Regions from separate parts of the Homo sapiens genome. Here region 1 is linked to region 2. The links are chromatin contacts, found by Hi-C in ENCODE. All regions are on one chromosome and are shown on one strand. The core of a region is the stretch at or near the end of the contact, and the rest is flanking DNA. Distances in the headings are between cores, read along the strand shown.

What was found. Hi-C counts contacts between places; a loop is a spot of excess contacts on that map.
Region 1: a map of vagina shows a loop between it and region 2 (10-fold over the local background). The contact joins two enhancer-like sites. A Hi-C loop is called at or near these places in 1 of 168 maps with a recorded cell type or tissue (vagina).

The regions. Positions count from the first base shown.
Region 1 is chr3:187,717,338-187,721,963 of GRCh38, forward strand. The region is part of intron 2 of LOC100131635 (hCG1645011-like); the gene reads left to right. It overlaps BCL6 (BCL6 transcription repressor), which reads right to left. Exons shown (of 10, transcript NM_001706.5): 10 at 4,044-4,626. Among named protein-coding and RNA genes, the nearest start is that of RTP2, 17 kb to the left of the region's middle. Within about 2 kb of position 2,739, at least 5 of the 41 ENCODE cell types and tissues checked have a DNase peak (open chromatin) inside an H3K27ac peak, as active enhancers do.
Region 2 is chr3:185,629,058-185,633,612 of GRCh38, forward strand. SENP2 (SUMO specific peptidase 2) reads left to right here. Exons shown (of 17, transcript NM_021627.3): 17 at 725-4,494. The coding sequence ends at 787. Among named protein-coding and RNA genes, the nearest start is that of SENP2, 45 kb to the left of the region's middle. Within about 2 kb of position 1,459, at least 15 of the 41 ENCODE cell types and tissues checked have a DNase peak (open chromatin) inside an H3K27ac peak, as active enhancers do.

The DNA.
Region 1 (4,626 bases), core at 1,489-3,988, 2.1 Mb after region 2:
CCTTAAGCATGTCACCTTTCTTTTCAGGCCTGGTTTCCTTGCCTATGGAAGAATTATTATCACTAAGCTCTCTCCAGTTACAATATTCTGTGATCCCAACTCCATATGTATTTACATAACCAACCTGCCTTCTTGGGGTCCTAAAGGGAAAGAAAGACCCAGGAAACTCATCTTTTAGATATGTTGAGCAGCTGTCATCTGGGGTTAAATGAGTCAGCCTCATTTAATAAGGGGCTAGACCCCAAACGTTTGGGAGCAATGTAGTACCCAGGGGCTGTAAACCCCACTAGGTCTCCTTCCTAGACTCCAAAGTCCTCCTGCCTGGGCATCTGTCTTTCTAGAAGGCCACTTTTTTGTGTTAATCTTTTTTCTTTTTTTCTCCCATGAGTCATAGGGAATGAGAGAAGGCCACTTTCTTAGTGAGTGCTGAAGCTTTCTCTTCTTTGGAGGCAGGCCCTGGATGCTATATTTCATGTAATGGGCAGCCTTCCCATGGTAGGGCTGGGCTTCTGTGTACTGTTTTGAAGCTTCCTATCTCTGCTCTGGGATGGGAGGAACATTCACTTTCCAACTGGGTACAGTATTTTGGGTAAATAACATTTTGTTTCTTACCTTGGAGGGATTACAGCATGCCTTGGCCTCCACTATAGAGAAGCTTGGGCCTAGTCAAAGAAGTGTAAGGGTCCTTCTAATGGCAAACTCCCCAGAAGCGTGGCTATCTGTGAAGCGTAAGGGTCCTTCTAATGGCAGACTCCCCAGAAGCATGGCTATCTGTGAAGCGTAAGGGTCCTTCTAATGGCAGACTCCCCAGAAGCATGGCTATCTGTGTGTAAATTATGCTCCTTTGGTTCCAGGAAATAGACTCATACAGGCCAGTCCAAGTAACGGCAGTGGTGTAGAAATGAAGGCAGTGACCCCATTATACAGTGGTTATAAGAGGGATGGATTATCCTAGAAATCTAAGACTAGAAACCCCCACACAATTATAAGCTTCATAGAACTAGATCCTGAAAGGTCACCCTAGTTCTGCAGACCTCATTCTGGAGCTTTGCCGTTAATGTGGCCCAGCTACTCTTCAGGGGTCAGCTTTTCTCTGCTCCTATTCCTCATTCTAATTCTCTTAGTGCTTACCAATGCATGTCTCTGATAGAACACAGGACAACTTATTATTATTATTAATTTTTTTTTTGAAACAGAGTCTCACTCTGTTGCCCAGGCTAGAGTGCAGTGGCACGATCTTGGCTCATTGTAACCTCCACCCCCTGGGTTCAAGCAATTCTCCTGCCTCAGCCTCCCTAGTAGCTGGGATTACAGGCATGCGCTACCACGCCTGACTAATTTTTGTATTTTTAGTAGAGACGGGGTTTCGCCATGTTGGCCAGGCTGGTCTCGAACTCCTGACCTCAAGTCATCCATCTGCCTCGGCCTCCCAAAGTGCTGGGATTACAGGGGTGAGCCACCGTGACCAGCCTTATTATTAATTATTACTATGAGTGAGACAGAGAGAGAAAATGGAAACCCAGATTTCAAAGGGAATAGCTCATTTCTCCAAGAAGCCTGAGGCCTAACAATTGAATTGAACTGATTAAAGTTCTAATGACAACCACTGTGCGAACTCAGCCTACCCGGACACCTTTAGCTGCGGGACCTTGGACTAGTTCCTCCTTCCATTTCCCCATGTCTAAAACGGAACATTTGTAACCAGGCATGGTGGTGGCCCCTGTAGTCCCAGCTACTCTGGAGGCTGAGGCAAGAGGATTGCTTGAGCTCAGGAGTTCAAGTGAGCTATGATGGTGCCATTGCCGCACCCCAGCCTGAGTGACAGAGCAAGACTCCATCTCTAAGAAAAATAAAATAATAAATAAATAAATAAATAAATATTAAAAATTAAAATGGAACATTTGCCTCTGGTTTTCCTTCCCTTAGGGTTGTGTAAAGAGCAGGAGCCTGTTCTCCACTCTCCACCCCAGGCTCTGGGCGGCAGTAGGAAAGTGCCTTCAGCCCTCCTGCCTCAATCCTTTCATGGGTCAGGTGCAAGATTTGAGCTAGGTGATCTTACCACCCCATCCCTTCCAACTACTAAATAGCTCTGCATAATTCTAACCACCCCTTCCCTTCCAACTACTAAATAGCTCTGCATAATTCTAACCACCCCGCTTCTCTGGGATTACCCCTTACACATCCTCATCACACTGATCCTCAGAAACCTATCCTCTAAAAATCCCACAATGTAGAACACCACGCATGTTCCATGTATGGGTGAAAAGCTGCATTTACATCTTGCTTTTTAGTAAACATTTTATATTCCCTTTGCCCTGGCTTATCTGCTTAGAGACTTTTCTTTTTAGTTATTATTGATTGTCAATTGGCTGCAGTTACTCACTCTTTGATCTTCCCTTTTGTTTAAATGGCCACCCACACTATCTGCCCTCGCCCCTCCATCTCTCTATTAAACAGTAATGAAATGCAAACAAACTTGGAGGTACTCTGGGAGCAAAGGGACCCTGGGGCCAGCTTCCCTTAGGCCTGTGAATTGTCATTCCTGAAGCTGTCTGTTTTGTAAGTTCTCCTGCCAAGTTTCTATGGGAGCAGAGGGATCATTTTCTCCCTTTTCAAAGAGCAGGGTGAGTTGAGGCCTCGAGCTGGCAAGTCCTTTAAAGTCATTTTCAAAGGAAACCTGAGCTGAAAGGCCATGCAGCTGGCAGAGGGTGCTGTGCCTTTCTGAGGCTCTCTGTGGGGTGCTGGGTGGTCAGCTCCCATGGCTTCCCAGCACGTGCTCGGAGCCTGCTGCAAAGGCACTGCCAAGGGACACGGCTGCCCAACAAGTGGGCCCATGGCCCTGGGGACAGGCTCAACTCCACATGCTCTCCCCACTGCCACCCAGGAACAGGAAGGGGGGTGTGCAGGCTTCTCCTCTGGGCCAGTGACCAGAACCACACTTGTCCTCACTGTTCTCAGGTCAAACTTGATCCTTGGCGTTTTTTGAGGTAAAATAAAACTAGGTGCAAAGCAAGCTAGGGTGAACTTACATCTGAATCAGGGAATCATAAATGGTGTAGTTCACTCTCATGGACAGGTTGGAAAGGGGACCCAGAGGGAAAGTGCTTGTCCCAAGTCACACTGGAGGAGGTGGCTGAGTTCTGCCGCAGGGCTCTTGGGACAGAGCACCTCTGCAGGGATGGAGGTTTGCTTGGCCACTAACCATTCATAAAGCTTCTGAGTCTGCAGATGTCTGCCAATCACCCAGCAGACACCAAAAAGCCCCAGATGCACTCAGGCTGAGAAATATATGTCTGGGGCCACATGCCTTCATACTGCCCCATGAGCCGAGGAGAGAGAAATTGTTCGTGAAGCCAGAAAGCAAGATGGGCCTTCTCACTTCCAAAACTGGGCAAACTGAGGTTCAGAGGAAGAAGAGATGCCTATCTATGTGTCAGCAGAGCTAGGAGGGAAGTCATTAAATGCTTAGCCTAGGCCGGGCATAGTGGCTCACACCTGTAATCCAAACACTTTGAGAGGCTGAGGCAGGCAGATCACCTGAGGTCAGGAGTTCGAGACCAGCCTGGCCCACATGGCAAAACCCCTTCTCTATTAAAAGTACAAAAAATTAGCTGGGCATGGTGGCGTGCACCTGTAATGCCAGCTACTTGGGAGGCTGAGGCAGGAGAATCACTGGAACCCAGGAGGCGGAGGTTGCAGTAAGCTGAGATCCGAGTCTCTGTCTCAAAAAACAACAAAACAAAACAAAACAAAACAAAAGTGCTTAGCCTAGAGCTGAGTGGGAGGTCCTTCCAAAATCTCCCACCTGAGCTCTTCAGAAAGGGCCTGGAGTCCGCAGTCCCTCCTGGTGCTGGGATCCAAATGTGCGTTCATGCCAAGGTACCAGGAACCTAGCCTCATCTCAAAAGACGCTCGTTTTTGAGAATGCAGCAGCCAGCAGCCCCTTCCCTCCAAGAGCTTTTTCCACTAGGTTAGGAGCTGAGGGAGTCAGACGCAGGCCAGGCCCCATTCCAACGCAAGAAAAGCCCTCCAGACCAAGCCAGTTTGACTTTTCAACATTTTATTCTTATATTTGTACAGCTATATTTTACAACGCGGTAATGCAGTTTAGACACAGCCAAACCCTGTCTCCGGAGTAGTTATAACACAAGCATGACGCAGAATGGGATGAGACAAACATTCCCAAAGAGAGTTTAGTTAGTAACAACTTCAAGTCCCTGTGTCTGCCTACACTTCAAAAAGGGATGGTGCACGCTCGCCCATCATTGAAAACTTCCGTGAAAAAAGGCACCGTGAGGACACGTTGTACGGGTATATACAAACTGAAAACTAGAACAAAATTACACATTTTTCCTTCTGCAGATTTTTTTGTTCTTTTTGTTTTTTTTAATACACACTTTGTAAATTGTAAACCTTCACTTGCAAAAAAATACAAATACACTGAGGCATTTTAGACAAAATATTTTCTTACTTATACAGATGCAATACTTAAAATATTCTCTTAAGTGCTCTTTCTCAATAAAGATTCTCAGATCCGTGTCTGCCTGCAGATACAAAATCGAGCCTTTAACGCAGTTTTATATTTTTAATATATCTTTTTTAGGTTTATATATATTTATTTTATAT
Region 2 (4,555 bases), core at 209-2,708:
CTGGTAGAGCAGAAAGAAACTTGTAGATTTTGTTGTTTTTTATTTAAATAAATACGTTTTTCTCATAAAAAAACAGAATATGTTCATTTTAGAATGTTTTGAAAATTCATATAAGTAGAAAAGTTGCCTATTGTGCCACCACGTGGATATTTGCAGGACTGTGAAGTTGTACTATACTGTATAATTCTACATCCTGCTTTGGTTTTCCTTAACATATAAAAATGCTTATGGTAGGCCGCCTGTGGTGGCTTTTGCCTATAAATAATCTCAGCACTTTGGGATGCTGAGGCGGGCGGATCACCTGCAGTTAGGAGGTCAAGACCAGCCTGGCCAACATGGTGAAACCCTGTCTCTACTAAAAATATAAAAAATAAGCCGGGTGTGCTGGCACATACCTGTAGTCCCAGCTACGCTGGAGACTGAGGGACAAGAATCGCTCGAACCCAGGAGGCAGAGGTTGCAGTGAGCAGATCGCGCCACTGCACTCCAGCCTGGGTGACACAGCAAGACTCCATCTCAAAAAAAAAAAAAAAGTGCTTATGGTACATATCATGTAATTATGAACTGTTAAAAATGGTTTTATAAGTATGTTCCATGATGTAAAAATGTCAACACTTAGAAAAAGCACATGGACATCCTGCTTTATTACATGATTACACCTGAAGGTTGTGCTGCCATGCACATTAATATGTAATGCGGGCGTTGTTTATGGGGTTCTTTGCAGCACCAGATGCCTCTCTTCCGGAAGAAGATGGTGTGGGAAATCCTTCATCAGCAGTTGCTGTGAGAAAACTTTGCCTGGTCCCTCTAGCTGCTGGTGGTTCTTTCACAGACATTTCCATATACCTCATGCATTGTGGGTTAAAAAGTCCCTGCATCACTTCTGTTCTCACAGGTACTGAGCTGTCAAAAGTGCATGAAGGCCTCTCACTGTACTCTAGTCCTGACTTGGGGTGCAGAGGGCTGCTTGCAATCCTGTTTGTAAGGCTGTGCCTGCTCAGAGCTTTGGACTGTTCAACCCACACAAGAACAAACGCTAACTAATATTTTTTTTAAGAGATTCTTTTCCCTATGAATGTGGGAAATGCAGGATTTATTCTGTGAATTGTTTGTTTCTGTGTGTTTGTTCAGCGTATTCATTCACTCACTCGTTTGCAAACATAATGGGCAGTGGTCATTTACTGCTGCTCTTTTACAGTTAGCTCTAAATTACTTGTTTGAACTATTTATTTCTGAAAGGAATGTTACTCAAGCTGCCACTCCCTGCTGAAGAGCAGGAGGGAACTCTCACTGGGGGCGGAAGGAAGTGGAGCTGGAGCAGTAACTGCCAACATGAAGCTGGAGGGTTTGGGATTTTTTTTGTTTTTGTTTTTTTGAGGCTCAAAAAATGCTGGGAGAAATGAAAATGCTGTGGGATAGGGCTCCTGTTGCCTTTCAGAGGAAGTCTGACACTACAGCGTTGGCACAGTGCCGTGAACAGTGGAACTGTGCCCAAGGGACTCTGATTATCCAAGCATCTTCCGAAGAGTGTTGTGGTCACCTTAAAGAGACTTCCCCTTCTGGAAATGTGGTGACTTGGCTTAGTCTTCAAACTGGATTCATGGATTTGAAGTAACTGTAAACCCTAAATCTTCATTTTCATCCCAGATCTGGTTGAGTATAAACCTCAGAATTGTAGGGGCTGGCCTGAGCTGTTTATTTCAAAAGATACTATTCAATTTAAAGCTATTTTTCCTCAGAGTTTTTGTTTTCTATATATTAAGTCTAAATTAAGTTTTCTACTCATTAAGACTAACATCTCCCCACTCCATCCCCACTGAAATTTGTGGAAGAAAATTTAGTACTTGGCTCTGAGGTTGCCAGTTATACAATAATCTATTTTGCATATGAAAGTTTGTATTTAACTTTTTTGTTCATTAAAAACCTTACTGATATGGTTATAACTTCAGACAGTTTAGAGTTGGTCAGAACATATTTTGCAAGATCTAGTGCCTAGTGTTGCTTTTCTGATGTAATAAAAGGTGGTCTGGCAGAACCTAAAAAAGTATATGCTGAAATGATTTCTAACCCTCTCCCTACTTAAACCTCCCAGACTTGTTCTGGTTCATAAAAGCAAGAGGTAAAACTGGAAAAATTGTGCACGTGTTACCTATGAATCTACACGCCTGCCATTTGCAGTGCTCCGGCTGCTGGTCCCAGAGGTATACTGGTTACAGCTATTGCAGCCAGTTCCCTGAGACTTGTAAAACTCCTGGTTTAGGACATGGGGCCTGTGGTGTGGATGGAAAATGCTGGGCCTACTGGATGGTCAGCCAGAGGCCATGTGGTGGGTGATGACTGAAGCGGGAGCAGGTTGTACCACACCTCTCCCCCCCCCCTCCCACTCCCCCTCCCTCCCTCTCCCCTCCCCCTCCCTCCCTCCCCCCTCCCTCCCTCCCCCCCCTCCCCCTCCCTCCCCCTCCCTCTCTCCCTAACACCCACCCTCCCCCTTTCCCCCACCCTCCCCCCTTCTCCCCTTTCCCCACCCTCCCTCCCCCCTTCCCCCTCCCCCCCCCCCCCCCGCAGCCCCTGCTCCTTTCTCTGGGCTCCTGGCATTGTGCCAGTGAGTGCTGGGACCAGGTAATGAGCACAGCCAAAAAGGCCAGAGGTTCACTAGGTCAGCATCATACCAAACGCCTGGCTTTCACCAGGCATCAGTGTGCTTCACTTGAGAGTTTGGTACCATGGTTAAGATCGAGTCCATGCTAGGTAAGTCCTGTTAGGAATGTCAGTTTGTATTCCGCCCACGTGAATGATGCTGAGCTTAATGTATTATTTTGAGGGGCTTCTTCAGAGCAGTTCTCACTGAGCTTTCCATTAACCTACACTCTTCCGGACGGCTCTTAAAACTTGCAGGACATAATGAAATTGGGAAGAGCAGAGTGTTGAAGTCTATAGCATGGCCTTCTGCTTGACCCTGAGTTCCTGAATTGAATGTGGGAGACCACAGGCCATACTTCTCTAGGCACTCACATGTCTCCCTTGGCATAAGGAAACATGTTAGTAATATAGTTTTTTAGATCCAAACAGTTTATTTGGATCTAAAAGTTTAAGTGTTCAGTTGAAAAACAGCTATTGATTTTATTAGTAGCAAATTATCACCATTAAAGCCAGTGGTTTTTTTTTTGTTTTTTTTTTTTGTTTTTTTTTTTTTTTTTTGCGACAGAGTCTCTTGTCGCCCAGGCTGGAGTACAATGGTGTGATCTCAGCTCACTGCAACCTCCGCCTCCCAGGTTCAAGCGATTCTCCTGCCTCAGCCTCCTGCGTAGCTGGGATTACAGGTGCCCACCACCACACCCTGCTAATTTTTGTACTTTTAGTAGAGATGGGGTTTCGCCATGTTGGCCAGGCTGGTCTTGAACTGCTGACCTCAGGTGATCCACCCGCCTCGGCCTCCCAAAGTGCTGGTATTACAGTCATGAGCCACCTCACCCAGCCTGTTTTTGAGACGGAGTTTCACTTTTGTCGCCCAGGCTGGAGTGCAATGGCGCTATCTCAGCTCACTGCAACCCCCACCTCCCAGGTTCAAGCGATTCTCCTGCCTCAGCCTCCCGAGTAGCTGGGATTACAGGCATGTGCCACCACCCCTGGCTAATTTTGTATTTTTAGTGGAGACGGGGTTTCTCCATGTTGGTCAGGCTGGTCTTAAACTCCCGACCTCAAGTGATCTGCCCGCCTCGGCCTCCCAAAGTGCTGGGATTACAGGCGTGAGCCATTGCACCTGTCCCTGCCAGTGTGTTTTTAAAATAGTTTAGGGGGTTGAGAAAAGATGCAGTGAGCCATTATTCTCCTTTAGCAGGTAGTCTCTTAAAAATTGATGTGGATTTTAAAAATATACCATTGAGAACACGTATCTTTCTCAAACTTGACCTTGAACAGAGCTGGATGGGGGTGGGAGGGAAACAGATTTGGGGCATATGGAAGATATTCTTGGGAGCCCCATATTCTACCTCAGTTACCGAAGGCTATTAGAACCTCTGAATTTTTCCTCCTCTGAAATCCTAAGCACAACTTCAGAAAACCATGTCTGATAGCGGATGTCTTCCTGCTGTGAGGAGCTGCTTGATGTGGGGACCAAGGTGTGGGTGTGGGCGGAATGTATCCTAGTAGAAACAGTGAACCTCAGATATGAATAAATAAGCAAGAGACCGAAAGTTAAGTGTGTGACAACCTCAGTACTGTAGTTAAGCTACATTCTTTAAATTAGCTTTTGTGAACTGATTGGGAACCTAATCTCTTTTGTAACTGTTTGAGAAAAACTCTGAAGCACCTGATATTCAAACAAACTTATGGTACTTACTAACTCATTTGTAAATTGGCGATGTAGCTGGCTGTAGTATTGCTTTGATAATTTTTTTCTTTTAATTTACCTAATATATATAAGGAAGGGGTTTGGATATATTAAAATAGGTGTTAATTTTATCTATTTACCAATAAATTCATCTCTTTAATTCAGTGGCTTTCACTTGTTTTTTATTGCAACTCATAGGAATAAGTATTTTATGTTGTGACCACA